Linked DNA regions of Mus musculus: region 2 is linked to region 1. The links are chromatin loops, found by intact Hi-C in ENCODE. Cell type or tissue: left cerebral cortex. All regions are shown on one strand.

The links. A loop is a pair of places that touch in the nucleus more often than their neighbours do. Peaks named below come from ENCODE experiments on the same cell type or tissue, not always from the same donor. Only the 100,000 strongest peaks of a DNase experiment are listed, where the experiment ranks them.
Region 2: a loop joins it to region 1, with 2.2 times the contacts of the local background. A loop is called at or near these places in 8 of 42 quality-filtered maps.

Annotation. Positions count from the first base shown.
Region 1 is chr11:119,510,689-119,518,688 of GRCm38, forward strand. It overlaps Endov (endonuclease V), which reads left to right. Exons shown (of 9, transcript NM_001164636.1): 9 at 1-777. Among named protein-coding and RNA genes, the nearest start is that of Gm39484, 8.5 kb to the right of the region's middle. In left cerebral cortex, CTCF peaks have their summits at 4,585 and 6,418; DNase peaks (open chromatin) are centred at 4,515, 5,388 and 6,512; H3K27ac peaks cover 4,332 bases.
Region 2 is chr11:119,791,784-119,799,783 of GRCm38, forward strand. It overlaps Rptor (regulatory associated protein of MTOR, complex 1), which reads left to right. Exons shown (of 34, transcript NM_028898.3): 8 at 6,986-7,086; 9 at 7,539-7,683. Among named protein-coding and RNA genes, the nearest start is that of Rptoros, 39 kb to the right of the region's middle. In left cerebral cortex, no CTCF peak of the experiment used is centred here; DNase peaks (open chromatin) are centred at 3,100, 4,778, 6,308 and 6,512; H3K27ac peaks cover 6,156 bases.

The DNA.
Region 1 (8,000 bases):
GGTATCGAAGGTGAGGAGCAAGCATCAGCGTCGTAAGGTAGAGGCTTACCCACCTGGCCCACTCACCCCAGCAGCAACCCAATCCAGCATCCCCACTGCACTGCCCTAACCAATTGATTAATTAAAAGCAGAGGCACAGAACAGCGGCACGGGACCACTGACTTGCAGATGAATGGCCCAAGAAGTAGTCAGGTGGGTGTCGCCGTGGTGATAGAATAGGACTCTGGTTCCCATTCCCCACACAGAGCAGGCGCCCGCTGCTCCAGGTCCTTAAAGGCTCCTGGGAAATGGGAAGATAAAGTGCAGGAGCCGGGACTCCAGGCAGAGGCACCTGGATCAGGTCTTGATGGAGAGGGTGTAGTTTGGGCTTGGGCTGGGATTTTGTCTTGTTTTGTTTTAACAGGGTCTGATCACAGCAGAACTGGATGACCTTGAGCCTCTGGTCTTCCTTCTCCCAGCTCCTAGCAGTGGGGCCACATTGCAGGTCTATGCCACCACACTGATGCTGGAGATCAAAGCCAAGGCTCTGTGCTTGCTGAACAAACACGACCAACTGGGCTGGAGAGGTGGCTCAATGGTTAAGAGCACTGACTGCTCTTCCAGAGGTCCCGAGTTCAACTCCCAGCAACCACATGTTGGCTCACAACCATCTGTAATGGGATCTGATACCCTCTTCTGGTGTGTCTGAAGACAGCTACAGTGTGCTCATATACATGAAATAAATAAATCTTTAAAAAAAAAAAAAGAAAGAAAAAAATACACTACCAACTGAATGACATCCCAGCTTGGTTTTACTTTTCCTCCTTTAAGTCTCTTTGATGGTGGTTTTCAAGTCAAAGCCAACTCCTGCATTGTTTGGCTTGTAGTGAGACGCCTGCACCTTCTTGCCCGAGTCCCTCTCACAGGCAAACTTATTTTAGCATATGATTGTTTTCTTCATTATTTTAAAAGCATTTTTGTGTGTGTCTGGGTGTGGTATGTGCATGTAACTGTAGTACTTGAGGAGCAAGAAGAGGACCTCACACTGGAATTACAGACTGTTGTGAGCCATGTCGTGAGGTGGACTTGAGTGCTGGGCACTGAACTCTGCAAGAATAGCAAGTGCTTGAGCGCTCTTCCCTGAGGAAGCACCTCTCCAGCCTCTGGGTATCTACCTCTAGTGAGCATGCCAGCATTGCTCCTCCCCCACCCCTGCCAGCATTGCTCCTCCCCAACCCCTGCCAGCATTGCTCCTCCCCAACCCCTGCCAACAATTGCTCCTCCCCCACCCCCACCCCTGCCAACATTGCTCCTCCCCCCCCTCACCCCACCAGATTTAGAGACTGCAGACTGGCTTCTCGGATGTTGCCCATCCATCCTCTGCCCTCTGATGTTAGCCACTGCTTATGTGCCCATGAATGTGCATGCACACATGTGCACTCCCACACATGTCCCTGCACACAGGACACTCAACTGAGTAGGGTATCATAATTACATTCATTTTACTTGTGCAACCTCTTGTTTCTCCCCTCTTGGCTTTCCTCTTGTCTAGGGAGGGGCTGGCTTACCTTCTGTGCACCCATTACTTAATTCTCCCTACCACCACCACCCCACCACAGTGGAGCCCAGCAGTGCACATCTCCTTCAGGAGCATTGGTATCAGAAGGCCATGTGTGAGCTTGACTCCTTGGTACCTCTGGTAGCCATTCTCCAAGAAAGCCTAGCGCCCCCACCCTCCTAAATTTGTCTACTTGCCTGGCATTAGGGTCACTTGTGTGATTCATAAAGGATGAGAAAACAGGCAGGGGCTATTCTCAATGTCAACATGTGTGGCTGACTCTCCCTCCTCCCTCCCTCTGGTATCTTTAGTTGCTATGTCGCAAGCTGTCTGAGGATACCACTTTGAAGTGTCTGCTCCACCTCCCCAGACTTTGGCTGACAGCAGCCCTGTGTGTCATCATCGTAACTTCTTGAGACCCTGGGGAAGAGCCCCTAGCCCATCTGCTTCCAGTCTTCTGTCCCTCAGAAGCCACACGCCATAGTCTTTGACCTGAGGTAATTTGTTTGCCAAAGAGCTAAGTGACACACACACATTCTTCCCCCCAGACCAACCCATCTCCGTTGCCTTTGCTGACGCACCACCACAGGTCGCCGAGGGTAGCCCTCCTAAGCTTGGGTGGGGGTTTTCCGTCTTGACCTTGAGGTTCATTCAGGTCTGCACCCTATACGATTCTCCATCTCAACAAAGTGTCTGTTTTAATCCTGCATTAGACCCTTTAAGCTGTGTGCCCGTCCTTTCTACCCCAGAAGCCAGTGCTCCTGATGGTCTTGTGGCTCAGTGGTAGAGCACTTGCTTAGCATGAATTTGATCCCCTCGTCCTTGCCTACACCACCAAAACAGTTGAGATACAGAAACATCATTTTGGGTGCTTGTGGTGTCCTGTAACGTTAGCTAGTTTCCCCTGTCAATTATGTGGAGCGAGGCCACCCTAGTTGATCAGCTTTTACAACGATCACAAAACACTGGAGAGAACCGTGTTAAAGGAAAGAGAGGTTTATTTTGGCTCATGGCCAAGGGTCGCTCTGGAGCCTGAGGGGAGGCAGCATGCCTTACTTAGTCAGGAGCCACGATTGGTCTTGTGACAGCCAGAAAGCAAGGGAGTGAGGAAACGGGGTCCTGTGGTCCCCTACAGGATTATATCTCAAAGGTCTCACCTAAACCTCACCTCATAGAGGTCTTCCACCTTCCCAGAGTGCCAGAGAACGGGCAGGAAGCCTTCCACACCTGGGTCCCTCAGATGGTTCAGATCCAAAGGGCTGCTGTTCTGGGGGCTGAAGCTGAGGCTGGGGCCCAGTGATGGGGTAGGGGACTGTGCAGTCTGAGACTCTGTTGCCCCCTTTGGCTTTCATGCCCTAGGGCCCTGGCACAGGAGCAGGCACAGCAGCTTATGGTCTCCTCTCCCTCTAGGTTAGTGGGTCACAACCTGTGTGTGGGGGTGGGGGGGCACATGACCATGTCACATGAATGGCATATTGGATATTCTGAATATGATATATTTTCATTATGATTCATAACAGTAGCAAAATTACAGTTATAAAGCAGCAATGGAGATAATTTTATGGTTGGGAGTCACCGTAATTTGAGGAACAGTGTTAAAGTGTTAAGGAGGCTGAGAATCACTGCTCTAGGTGATCCTTGGTCCCTCTGATGCTCCTCCAAAGGGAACCAGGAGGAACAGTGGACTGGAGCCATGCAGAGTCACCCTGGTTTCAGTCAGACCCTCAGATGCAAGCTAAGCAAAGCAGAAGTGGGTCCTCAGGACTTCATGCAGCTTGGTCTCTGAGGTCCTAGGAAAAAGCCATGCTACCTCCTAGACATCCTCTTCCTCCGCTGACAAGGAACAGTATGATTAAGGCTCCATTATTAACTTGCCAATCTTATTTCTGGGGCACAGCCGCTAACAGCTTAGGGGACCCACTTGGCATATAACGAGGTCTCCATGACAAATTACTTGGCTATCAATTAACTATCTGGGGAAATGTCATGCAGGATCCGTCATGCTGGCAGGGGAGAGAGAGCCAATTAACCTGGAGCAGTCAGTCCAATCCATACTCAGCCTCCAGCAGGGCTGGAAATGAGGCGAAGGAGCCTGCAGGGGCCCACAGTGGGCAGAACCTTCCCACCACCCCAGACGGACACAGGCTCCGTTCCTTCGTTCATAACATGGTCACTGGTCATGTGGCCGAAAAGGTCTCGGCTGAGGGGACCAATGGTTGGGTTAGACCATCTCTGGGAGGGATAACTGCACTGCCAGTGTCCATTGCTTAACATGTGACCGCAGGAAGCAAAGGGTCACCCACATCCTCAAGGTAAAGGGGACAAACGGCAGAGCTGTGAGATAAAGGGGTGGATGGACCCCAGAAACACAGCGCTGGCGACAGAGAAGCAGAGAACAGCCAGGATACTGCCTACGGACAGGTTACAGCACACTTGGCACATGGGACCATTGGCAGCACACTGGCAGCTACCGGCAGAATCCTGGCAACCTTCAAGGCTCTGGGATGCTCTGAGTCTTTCTGGAGTGACCCACTGCACCTCTAGCTAAATTTGACTGCCTCCCTTGCTCTGGCAGGTGCAGGCTTGGCCCTGACTCCTGAAGGCCAGGGCGGGTGTCCTGGGAGTAGGACAGAGTCATCCCGGACGAAGTGCGCGACCCCCTCAGCTGGCATTATAAGCCACAAAGATGGAGGGCTCTGGTGACTCTGGGCCATTACTGCCTGTACCTTTGGAGATCTGGCTTTGCTTTTAGAAAGGCCCTCTGGGTGCTAGGGGTGCCCACTCAGAACAGCAGCCCAGACCCTGACCCACCACACCCTTCGGCTTTGTCCGCGCCACTCAGCCAACCAGTGATTGGCAGCTGCCACTGCCCCGCCCCCAAACCTCATGCCTATTCATGACACTGACATATGGCACCTCCGTGGGGGGCTGAAGGGATCTGCTAGTTGAGAGAGTGCAGCTTGTCCCCATTCGAGCCCTGCTGAAGCAAAACAAATGCAAGATGCGAGGGGAGCAGAGGCGGCCCGGAGGCGTGTGCGCGCCTGTCGGTGAGCCTGTGTCTGCACACTCGCCCTGCAGGGACGCTGCGAGGGGGATGCAGGGTGAACCGGGGAGGATGGAAGGACTGGGCCTTCAGAGCCTCCTGGTTCTCCGCCGTGGGGTCCTGAGGAATCTGGCTGTCTGCCCATTGCCCCAGGCAGGCTTACACAATGAATTTTCCTCTCTTACACTGAGCACTGGGCTACAGACCGTGGGGCTATACCAGAGGTCTATATCAGAGGTCTGCAGCCCCAACAGAAGCAGATCTTTGGGAATGACAGTTCTAGCATCAGTCCAGAGGACTCCAGGCTCAACCCGAGTCTTGTCTTTTTATCTTTTCATTGTGTACTGGGATAGTGTCTCCCTTTGTTGCCCATGGCCGGGAACTCCTGCCTCCGCTCCCAATTACAGGTGTGTACCACCATGCTTTGGAGGTGCTGTGGCCCACAGAGGTCCTGTCTCACGTCTGGCTCCTCTTCCATTACCCTCTTCCTGAGGCTGAAGAAGTAGGTTTGGCTTTCAGACATCCTTGGCAGGGATGAGGCTAAGGGCTCTTTTTCCCAGTCTAGGCCTGGAAACCAACTTGGTATGTATATCCTAGAAATGCCATTGGATCCAGGACCTGCCTGTCCTCACTGTGCAAAAAAACGCCTCTGGCCACAGCCCCTGCCCTGATGGGACGGGCCCAGGTTGATTGGGCACTGGGCCGACTATGTTTCAGGCACCGCTGTGCATTGAGGCATCTGCTGCCACCATCTCCGGGCAGATGGCTTCCAGTGAGCTAAGTGTGTGCGGGGGAAGGGGTGCCATAGGAACCCCTTCCCGCAGGGAGCTTGGGGGCGGGAGAGGCAGGCACCCGCTAGAGCGAGCAGGGAGCAGACCACATCTGAAGGAGAGGCTGGGACCACACGAGTTCTGAGTGGGGTAAAGCCAATGAGTTTGTGGAGTCCCTGCCCATCCTCGGAAGAGAGGTGAGGTATCTCATGGAGCAGGGTTAGCCTTTCCCAGCAAACCTGGCTGGGTGGTCTTGGGTGACTTCTTTCTTTCAGGTTCCCAATGCCTGACAGAAAACCATCCTCAGACATCTGCCAGCTCCCAAACTTGAAGCTTCAGTAGGATGAGGGTGTCACCAGCACACAGACACTTGTCTGTTAGGGGGTGGTACAGTGAAGACACACTGGCACACCCTACCAGGCTCACCCAAGGCTCCCTGAGGGCTAGTCTTTGTGCTGTGTTAGTTGAGGTCACGGTGCTGGGCAGGGTTCTTTACCAACTGTCCCTAGCCACACCGGCAGCAACTGGAACCACAGGGGCGAGGGGCTGCCCAGTCTTCTGGCCAGGACACTAGCTGGGGTCAGAAATCCACTTCTCTCCCGGCTATCCCCAAAGCCATGTCTACTGCACTCAGGACTTACAGAAGAGCCAGGAACCTCAGTTCTCAAGGAAGAGGTAAACAGAATCCATCCTGGAGAGTTATGGTAAGGCAGGTCCTCCAGGGGCATTACGGAGGAACTGTGGGAAAGTTGTCAAGGAAAGAGCAGGGCGCCAGCCAGCAGCCTTGCCAGCGTGTCCATCAGGTGCCCCAGGTCCGAAGGCCTGCAGCCAGAGCTTGTGTGCTTGAGGCGGCTCTCTTCATTCCTACAACCACCTTGTAATGGTTTATGTCTGTTACCTCTAAGACTGGGCTGAGGCAAGACTGAGGAGGTCTGGGTGGCACCTGGGCCCGAGCTTCCCGATGCAAGGCGGGGGTGGGGAGCTGGTCTGCCCCATGCCATCCCTAGCATGTGGACCTGTGAAGACTCTGTGTTCTATAGAGATGCTGACTAGTACCTCAGACGTCCAGAGAGGGCAGCATGTGGGCCTCCCCTTCCTCCCCTTCCCTCTAGGCCTAAGGAGGCTGCTCCTAGCTGGCCGAATACTCTCCCGCTCATACCAAATGCCTCCTCCTGCCATGACTCAGCCCGGCTGTTACTCAGCCTCCCTTCTGCTGGCAGCTGCCTTTTGTTTTTTGGATTTGAGTTTGTTTGGGGGTTTTGTTTTGTTTCTCCCCCCTTCCCCCAAGTGTAATACTGGCACTGAGCCAAGGCAGGGTGTCTCTCACAGCTCTGGCCTCTGCCTATGCAGGATCAGGAGTGGCTCTCCGGGTCACGAAGGCTAAAGGCAGAAAATGGTCAAACCCTGGGTCTAGTCATCTGGGCACTAGGGACTTGGTCACCTCCAGAGAAAATTCAGGCCCCACCCCAGTCCCACCATTGGTTCAGCCAGATTCTACAGTTTCTGGGGTATCCATCCATCCAAAACCAGCCTTCCCAGTCCATAGCAGAATGGACAGATGAGAGATGAGGCGCTGTGACCCTAGGATCCAACATGCCCTCGATGTCGTAGTGTGAATATCCAGAGATCAGAGGCTCTCTTGGAAAAGGAAAGGCCCAAAGTTCCAGCTTTCATAGAGCAAACGGTGTGTCCTGGAGAGTTGTCATGCCCATGGCTGCCCTGGGGAGCTAATGAAGGCAGCCTAGCCCCAAGGTTTCTCTGTCCTTAGGAGGCACCATGCCAGGCAAGGTGGCCCTGACAGGGATGATTCTGTCCTGGGACTGGGCCCACAAACAGAATGGACAGACAAGAGATGAGGCACTTGAGCTAGAGACCCAGTCTCTTGAAGTGGGATTGGCATCTCCTTTAAGGGTGACGGCCACTAGGTGAGGCGGGAGCAGTGAGAAATGACATCACATTTCTGTTTCGACTCTGAATCTGGAAGGTTCACCGAGGAGAGCATTTGCATTTAGGAAGGAGGGACTGGCTTGAACCTGAGGGAACTTGAAGAGGAGAAGGGATTTGCAATGGGTATCAAGAGACTTGCTGCTGCTCTTGTGGCCTCAGAGAATGGCCTGCTGGGAGGAGGGCTGAAAGACTTTTGCCTCCTGGACAGAGATCCAAGGTTTCAAGGTGCAGAAAGAGCTAGAGCCCTGGTGAATGGTGCCTTTGTGGTACCTCATGGGAGAGTTAGGTAACGGCAAACTGACATGGGGGTTCAGATAACCATGGGAGACAGTTCCACAGTGGAATAAGCCAGCTCTGCCCAGCCCAAACCTTTCTTGCCACCTGCAGTGTCTTCCCAGCCCTTCCCTCCTCTGCTACTCTGTGTCCATGTCTCATGCAAGGGGTTGGATGGCAGCCTCAGAAAGATGTATCTGCCTAGAACTGGGGCCTTACACAGATAAGAGTTCACAGATGCCACCAACTTACATGCCTCAAATACATGTTTCCCATCCATGGGCATGGACCCAGTCAGTGTTCCACATTTGCTGACCTTAAAAACCAGGGCACTCTGCCCCATTGCTTCAGTGATGGTCTGATAGGTGGGTAGCCAAGCAGTGGGGCCAATTCAGCAAACCCCACTGTAGCTGCAAGGAAGTCAGGGAAG
Region 2 (8,000 bases), 280 kb after region 1:
GGGTTTTTAATTGTATGTTCGCATATAGAAATGTGATGCATTTTGTAGAGTGGCCTTGTTTCCTCTGAACTCACTAAACTTACTTCCGGATTCTGGTCGTTGTATTGCAAATTCCTTAGATCTGTGTTTATAATTATGCCCTCTGCAAATGCATACGGTTTTCCAATGTTTGCATCTCTTGTTTCTTTTTCTTACTCTATTGAACTAACACCTCTGGTACAGTGTTAAATGTAAACCATGAAGCTGGGCAGTCAGCCTCTGCCGTCGCGGATCAGTGGAGGGAAAGACATCCTGTGTTTTGTTGTTAGGCATAGCGTGACCTGTGAGTGTTTCATGGCTAGCCAACACCAGGTAGGGAGTTCCCTCGTTTTCACTGATTGGTGCTGAAACTTGTTGTATAACTCTCCCTGCATCTGACCAAGGAAAGCCATGGCTGCTAAGGTTTGAACATCTTCCTTTCTTCTGTTAATGCGCTATGTTGCTGTTAAACATTAAAACAAAACTTGGTTCCTCTGACTGACTTAGCATCAGCTCACGTTGCCCTTATACAGGTTGCGGTGCTCCACTGAGGTCTTTGAAGATCTGCACACCCACTCTTCACTGACCTCAGCCAGGACTGCCCTTCCAAGTGACTTCATGCCTGCTACTCAGTGCCTTGGAGGCCTTGGCTACTGTCTGCCACCACCATGCTTGTCGGTCTGTCTTTCTGTCAGTTTGTAGTTTGGGGGAGGAGGAGGCAGCTCTGACCTGTGCTGACTGTGTGGCCTTTCTCCCCCTGCATATTTTCCTTTCAGTGTTTTTAAGGTTTCTCTCACCAGCTTTGACAGTTTTACCTTAGTATGTGCATGGGCATTTTTTTTTTTTTAAGGTATTCTGCTCTGTGTCTCTGTCATCTCCTGGTCTGGATGCTGTGGGCTGAATTATGTGCCTTAAGAGTTCTTAGTTGAAGCCCTAGTATTTGGAGATGGGGCCCTAGAAGATAAGTAGGTTTTAAATGAATTCTTGGGAGTGAGACCTTGGTGAAGAGGCAGACGGTAGGACGGTCTTTGTGGCTGCTGTGTCCTTGTCTGTCTATGTGTGTCTGTGTCACTACTGAAAGCTGACTGCCACGCACATCCTCTCAGCACATGCATAGCCCTTCTATGGACTCTCCAAGAAGACCGATGTGAGTCATTCGATAGCACCAACCCTTAGGAACATGGGAAGCCATAAGCCCTGAGACCTGTGCATTGTTCATTGCCTGACTCCACGTGGCACTGTGGTACCAGCTCCTCAGTGTCGGTGTGTTTGGTAGGGAGGGGGCGGTGCTGCTACAGCACTGGGAAACCACACTCCTGAGACTGTCCGTGGGTCACGGTGTAGGCCACAGATTCATGATCACTTGACGTCTGTGAGTGTTTAGAGTGTGTACACTTTGAGGAGTTCAGGCGGCATAGGGTATTAATAGGTTGTGGAAGAAATATCAAGGCATGTGGTTTGTGGTCTAATTTAGCTAATGAAAAATATTTTTACAAGTCTCATAAACACTCATTGTCCAGCAAATTAGCTTCAGGCATCAGCACTCTGCCCTACAACCCTGAGTCATTAGAGGGAAGTGTCTGTGCAACCATACGCTCGTGCTTCAGTGCAGCCTCTTACTGGGGCTCTGGATGCATCTGGACGTGTGCACATGTGGACTGATTGAGTAGCTCCTGCCTTACTGAAGAGCCAGCCATGATGCACTGACCCTGGTTTTCAAAGGAAATTGATGGGTTCACCTCCCATGCTCCTTGTCTCAAAGCATTTCCAAATAAGGAATCATTTGCAGTGAGTCCACAGCGCTCTCCACAGTCACCTCATTGTGGTCATTTGAGAAGTGGCGATCCACCACACCCTGACTGACTTAGTCCGTTTACACAGGTGCACAATGTGTAGCTTTTAAAGGCCTTCCCTTTTTAGAAACTGCCTCTCTTTTATGGAAAAAAAAATGGATTTTTTTCCTTTGTTATGTAAGGACTGTGTTTTTAGCAGTATATCACTAAACACAGATAAGCAAAAAGGATTTTTAAAAACACCTGTAATTTCTGCCCTGCCAAGATACTCAGTTAGGACTGGTGGATCCTTCAAACTGTTTTCTATATCTGTGGGCATTTATGACAAGCATGCAGCCTGCCCTTCCACGGGGTCTCAGTGCGTTACACATCGTTTGCTGCTGTGCACACTGAGCCAGCCAAGGGATGTGCGCCAGGGTTCATAGTGGATTTTAGATAGTAGGACTTATATCATGTTATGACTGTCTTCTTATGTCCTTACTTTGTGGGAAAAGCATGTCTCTGATATGACAGTGCCATTTTCCTGGAAGCTGGAGGTTTGTTTTGTGCACACAGAGCATTGTGATCCCTCAGTAGTGATTCTAGCATTGACCAACCAAGCACACATGGGCACATGAGCATAGTGCATTGTGCCAAGCCTGAGGCCAGCCAAGACACTGTTGTTACAGCACAGAGAATGTACTGAAATGTGAAAGTGCATGTGGGTAAGGGAATAATTTGGGGAAGACTAACCTTTGAGTTAGCACCCATACTGCTTGGTTGTCCTGCGGTCTTTTTCTGTTGCTATGATAAAGCAACCAAGGGGAGAAAAGATTTAGTTTAGCTCACAGCTCCAGTTTAGAATTCATCATGGCAGGAAAGTCAGGACACCGCAGGAACTGGAAACACCCAGGACCCAAATTCAGGGAATGGTGCCACCCACTTTTAGGATAAGACAGTCACCTTTCAACCTCATTCACGGGCCAACCAGATCTGGGCAGTTAATTCCTCAGTACAACTCCGGTGAATCTGTGTATGGCAAGTTGACAGCTACAGCTAATTATCACAGGTGGACACACAGGCAAGCTAGAATCTTTTTCTGTCTTGCCTAGTCACTGCAGCACTCTTGGGATGGCCAGGTTCCCTTTCTTCCACCTTGCTCACTTCAAGAGCTGAGAAAGACCCTGAGGACACAGCTGAAGAATAGCGTTTAAACTGACTCCTTTCCTGTCCCCGTGCACAGCTGCCAGCTGCCATAAAGAGTTAGGATTCTATCCACTGGGCGATGGGGAGTCTTAGCAATGAGTGGGAGTTGCCGCTGTTTTCAAGTAGAAGTTCTGTGACTCAGGTTTGTGGGCTGCTGAGATTATGCAGTGTGCTCAGCACTCTGCCAAAAACTATAAGAAGATTGATACATATCGAGGAACGAAAGCCATTGCCCATAGGAATTTATTATCTAGTTACAGAGGAGATTAGCATAGAGGAGCAATGGTGAATAAGTAATAAAAAGAACACAAGCAAGGGCTTCGAGGAATGCCTGAGCTCCTCAGAGGTGAATGTTGTTAAAGATTTGAAGGTTATGCAGGAGCTTCACTAAGCTGTCAGGCCCAGGGCATCTTGAGCTACACAGAATAGATGGAGATCCTGCTACACTGAGTGGGACCTGGCCCCAGGGGAGCCAGAGTCTCTGACCCACGAAGGAGCGTGGGCAGCATAAGCAGACAGACAGAGGCCAGCTCTGACGTCTCCAGCACTGTGATGTGACTCTGGGCCAGCCAGGAGAAGAATGGATGGAGAGTGGTAACAGGTCAAACACACTCAGCCCTCAGCTTGCTCGGTTAGTAATGGTTTCGAGGCCCAGAAGGGAATCTTCTGTTTTCAGAAGTCTTTATTCTGTGCCTCAGAGGCCTGGATGTTCCCCCCTGTGTCGTGTGCCCAGGTCTAGCTGGGACATGCTCAGCCTGCTCTTCTCCTGCTCATCTTGCTACAGATGCCTAGCAGTCCTTAGAGATTCTAAGTGGAGACACTCAAGTCTGAGCAGTGGGGAAACTTGCTTTGCTGTTGGCTGCCCTGTGGTTTTCTAGCTGTGAAGGAGAGAGCAAGCACAGGAGGAGCTCTGGTTCATGTGGGTCAACAAGACTTGGGCATCATCAGCTTGCTGTAAGCCTACCTCCTGCAGCCCTGGTCCAGTTATTCCTAGTCCTCAGTACCTTGTGAGGCAGATGGTAGGCCAAATGTGTCCAGTTGTTCTCCACTTTCCCCCAAGGCCTCCAGCCCCACTTTGTGAGAATGAAGAGAATACCTTCCTGGGAGGTGGCCCGTGTGCAGTGGCACACATGGCCGTAGTCTCCAGTCAGTAGTCAGCCTGTCACAACTGGTCTGAGTGTCAGTACCCAGCTGAACAATAGGTTTTTGTACAGGCTAGCTTTGTGCAGCCCCATGTGAGGATTAGGTGGGGAAGGCTATGCTAGTGAGACACAGATTGGTGTGTTGCTCATAGGAATGAATGCATAGAACAAGAAATGTCTTCTCACTGAGGTTTGGATGACCACTGTTGTAACAAGGCCTGTCTGTCAACTAGGTGAAGAAGGGAAATGGACAGTCTTGCTGAATGACTGCAGAGGTCATGACAAGGGCCGGGGGGGCGGGGGGGGGGGTGCGCTCGGGATGAAGAGAGTATGGCCCAAGATGATGCCAGATGGCCATTCCAGAAGTTGCCCCACCCTGAAGTTATCATGTGCACAGCAGTGGAGACATTTAAAAGTGGTCACTCTGTGGCAGTTGGTAGTCAGCAGCGATAGCCTGGGTGTTGAAGTCAAGGAAGATGAGCCCTGGCAGGAAACAGAGAGCTGCAGGGAGCAGTGTCTGTGGGAAGATGGGAACAAGATGGGAATAAGCCCTCGTGCCGACAGCAACAGCGGGAGGGGAAGGAGGGAGGGAGAGCTGAGGAGGCGGCATGCCCCTGCCAAGGAGGTATCTGGCTGCCACGGCATCTGCTGTGCAAGTGTGACCTGTTTTATTTTAGTCCCGTGTGTGTCACACATAAGGTTAGTTTTTGTGACTCAGAGCCGAGACACAGGATGCAGAAGTTGCCCAGCCACAGCACAGCTGGGACTAGAATTTGGCTTCTCATCTTTCAATCCTGTGATCATTTTCCACATTAAGTTTGTCCTTGGTTAGCACTGAGGAGTTAAATTTTAAAAGAGCCCCTGTGCTTGTCAGTGGACTTTGTAGGGCCTAGAGAAGCTTCCTGAATGGGGTGAGGTCTCAGGTTGGATCCCTCTGGGTCCTACTGTAGCCTGTGATGATCCAAGATAGGCTCCCAGTTTCCCAGGCACAGAAGCCACAGCTCCAAAGTGAGGAGTAGGCTCACTTCTACCTTCGTCATCCCAAAAAGGACCTGTCTGCAGACGAGCCAGCAGCCACATCACTGCTCGCCCACTAGACAGGTACTCAGTCAGTCAACATGACTGATCTGTCTGCAGCAACTGGGCAGATTCTTTGCCTATGTCCTCATGACAATCTCGGGGGAAATTGGTGGTTGGGGGTGGGGGGTTCAGGTTGCTGTGGGATCCTAACCCAGACAACACATGCTCTGCTCACAGTGGCTGTCGGGGACCGAGGCTAGGGTAGAGAATCTTGCCAGCCCACTTCTCACTGCCGAGAAGACAGCTTTGGTTCACATTCCCAGAGACTGTCCCTGAGAAAACAAGGTGATCTGTGGTGACTTCACTTGACTCCAGGCATGTGGGCTCTTCCTGTTAACAGTCTAGGTCTGGAGGCAGACCATGCTCAGGCTCTGGTTCTTAGAGGCCCTGTACCTCTCCCCAAAACACTGCCCAGTGCACAAGGCACCAGCCCCATACACGCACACCTCCATGTGGTGGTCTCCACGGTAAAGAGCAGTAAGGACAACCCCATGCTCAGTGGAAGGGCAAGCCAGTCCCCAACACCCCATGCCGAGTTCCTCCCTGGGCCTTGCTTTCTCTTTAGTAGTAAGGTACGTAATGGTCCCCATACATGCTCAGCACTAGGCTGTGTGATAGCATGCCAGCCTTTGGAAATAAACCTGATGTAAATGTCATGTGTCGTTTACCCCCTCTCCCACACACCCTTTTCTCTCCTATCACTAAACCACCTTGAATATAAGGACATATTTTTGTTTCTAAACCAAATGGAATTCTTAACAAGAACGAGCTTACTCAGTGTAGCTGTGTTAGGTAGGTAGCCTGGCCCTGCTCCCCTCTGTTCCTGAGTCTTTGTCTTTGAGTTGTTCTTACTGACAATACCATCAACTAGGTGACTATAATGGGAATTATTAATCTGTTCCACCTTATAAATAGCAAATCACACTCTAGTCTCTAAACCAAATCACTGTGAAGATTTTCCTTCTGGGAGGAAGAAAGAGTTTCTAGTCAGATATAATTAAACGTGCTACCTAGTGGGTAAAATTAAGCTTGCTGCAGAGCAGAAAGAAGCATGCCCACACCTTAGGGCTTTGAACTACTCTGGTCTCCAATGGACATATGCTTGCCACAGACATGGATGCTCTGCCCTGTCAGGATGCAGAGCCTTCTCCTGGGTTAGCACTCAACACAGCTTTCCTTCACCTCCCTTTCCGTCGTGGAAGTGGCCACTCCCTCCCCAGTCTCTCCCTTGAGTGTCTGCAGTCTCTGCACTGCCTGGCCTTTCATGCATGCACATGCTGTGTGCTTCTCATCCGTCCTTCCCACTGGTTGTACTCTAGTGGACCAGCTGAATGACCGCGAGGTGAGTAGGCTGTGCCGGGGAGAACTCTCTTCCTCAGCTCTTACAGACTGAAATGTATGGATCCCCTGACAGCACAAGATGTGTCCCTGAGCCCCGTTGGCTTGTGCTACGTGTGTGGAACTGTGCAACCGTGTGTTGGCAGCTGTTCTCTGTCCACACACACAAAGGCAACAGAAAAACTGTCGGTGTGTCTTCAGTGGAGAGGGAAAAGTAGGAACTGCTGAGGGTGAGCCTGCGTAGTTTCTTGTCTCCTTCAAGAAGACATGTGGGAACTGTGGGAATGCTAGGGACTCTAGGAGGCCTTCCCAGCCACAGCCCTGCCTGCTGTCTTTGAGCCTGAGGCTCTCCCTCTCTGTTCCCACATCTGACTCCCTGGCCTATTTCAGTAGGCATGGCAGCACTAATGCAGTGGACATCTTGTCTAGGATCCCTGGCCGGCTGAATGACCGGAGGACCCCTCTGGGAGAGCTGAACTGGATCTTCACAGCCATCACAGATACCATCGCCTGGAATGTGCTCCCTCGGGGTGAGACACCGCACCAGTCAGAGCCAGTGAGGAAGCTCACAGGGCCTGGGAGATAGCAAGGGGAGCAGACCAGTCTAAGGAGGCTGGCACCACCACGTGTGTTCAGGACCAAGGGTCCAATGCTCAGTGGGTGTCAGCCTTGCTCTCAGCTCCGTAATGCTTCCCCAGCAGGCTCGGGGCTCAGCTTCCTGAATAAATACTGGCACTACCTTTGAAACCAGAATCCCAGCTATAAAGCGTGTGTGCTTTGTTTATAGTTTGGCTGGGACTGGGGTATTTGTTCATATGTAGGCTGATATGTGCATGTGTGTATATATATTACCAGTGTGAAATGTGTGTGTCAATCTCAACTTGTGTGTAATATTTTTTGATGGGAGAGAATTTGTGGTTTTGGCTTCCAGTCCTGGGCACAAATCACTGAAGGTTCCTTGTTATTTTTTATCTGCCCTCAGATCTCTTCCAAAAGCTTTTCCGACAGGACCTGCTCGTGGCAAGTTTGTTTAGAAATTTTTTATTGGCAGAAAGAATCATGAGGTCATATAACTGCACCCCAGTAAGCAGCCCGCGGCTCCCCCCGACATACATGCATGCCATGTGGTAAGTGTGTCTGTCTGACAATTCTTTTGTGCTTGGGTCCTTGTTTGTATGCCTGGCTGCTTTGAAATGGTGGGCTTCTTGGAACCATAAAAGTACCCTGATCTGGGGAAGTGTGACACCAGCCTGGAGACCGGGGATTCTCCTTCAGAAAGAAGGAGACTTTGAAGGTTAAAAAGGTCAACAGCCTTGGGCCCCACATTCCTCAACTGATGGAGGTGGTTTGGAAGGTTGTAAAACCGTTACATTACAGTGGAGACTTGTTAAAAGAGAAGAGTGATTGGAGAAATGCCTTGAGGTTTTCCTAGCCAGCACCCACT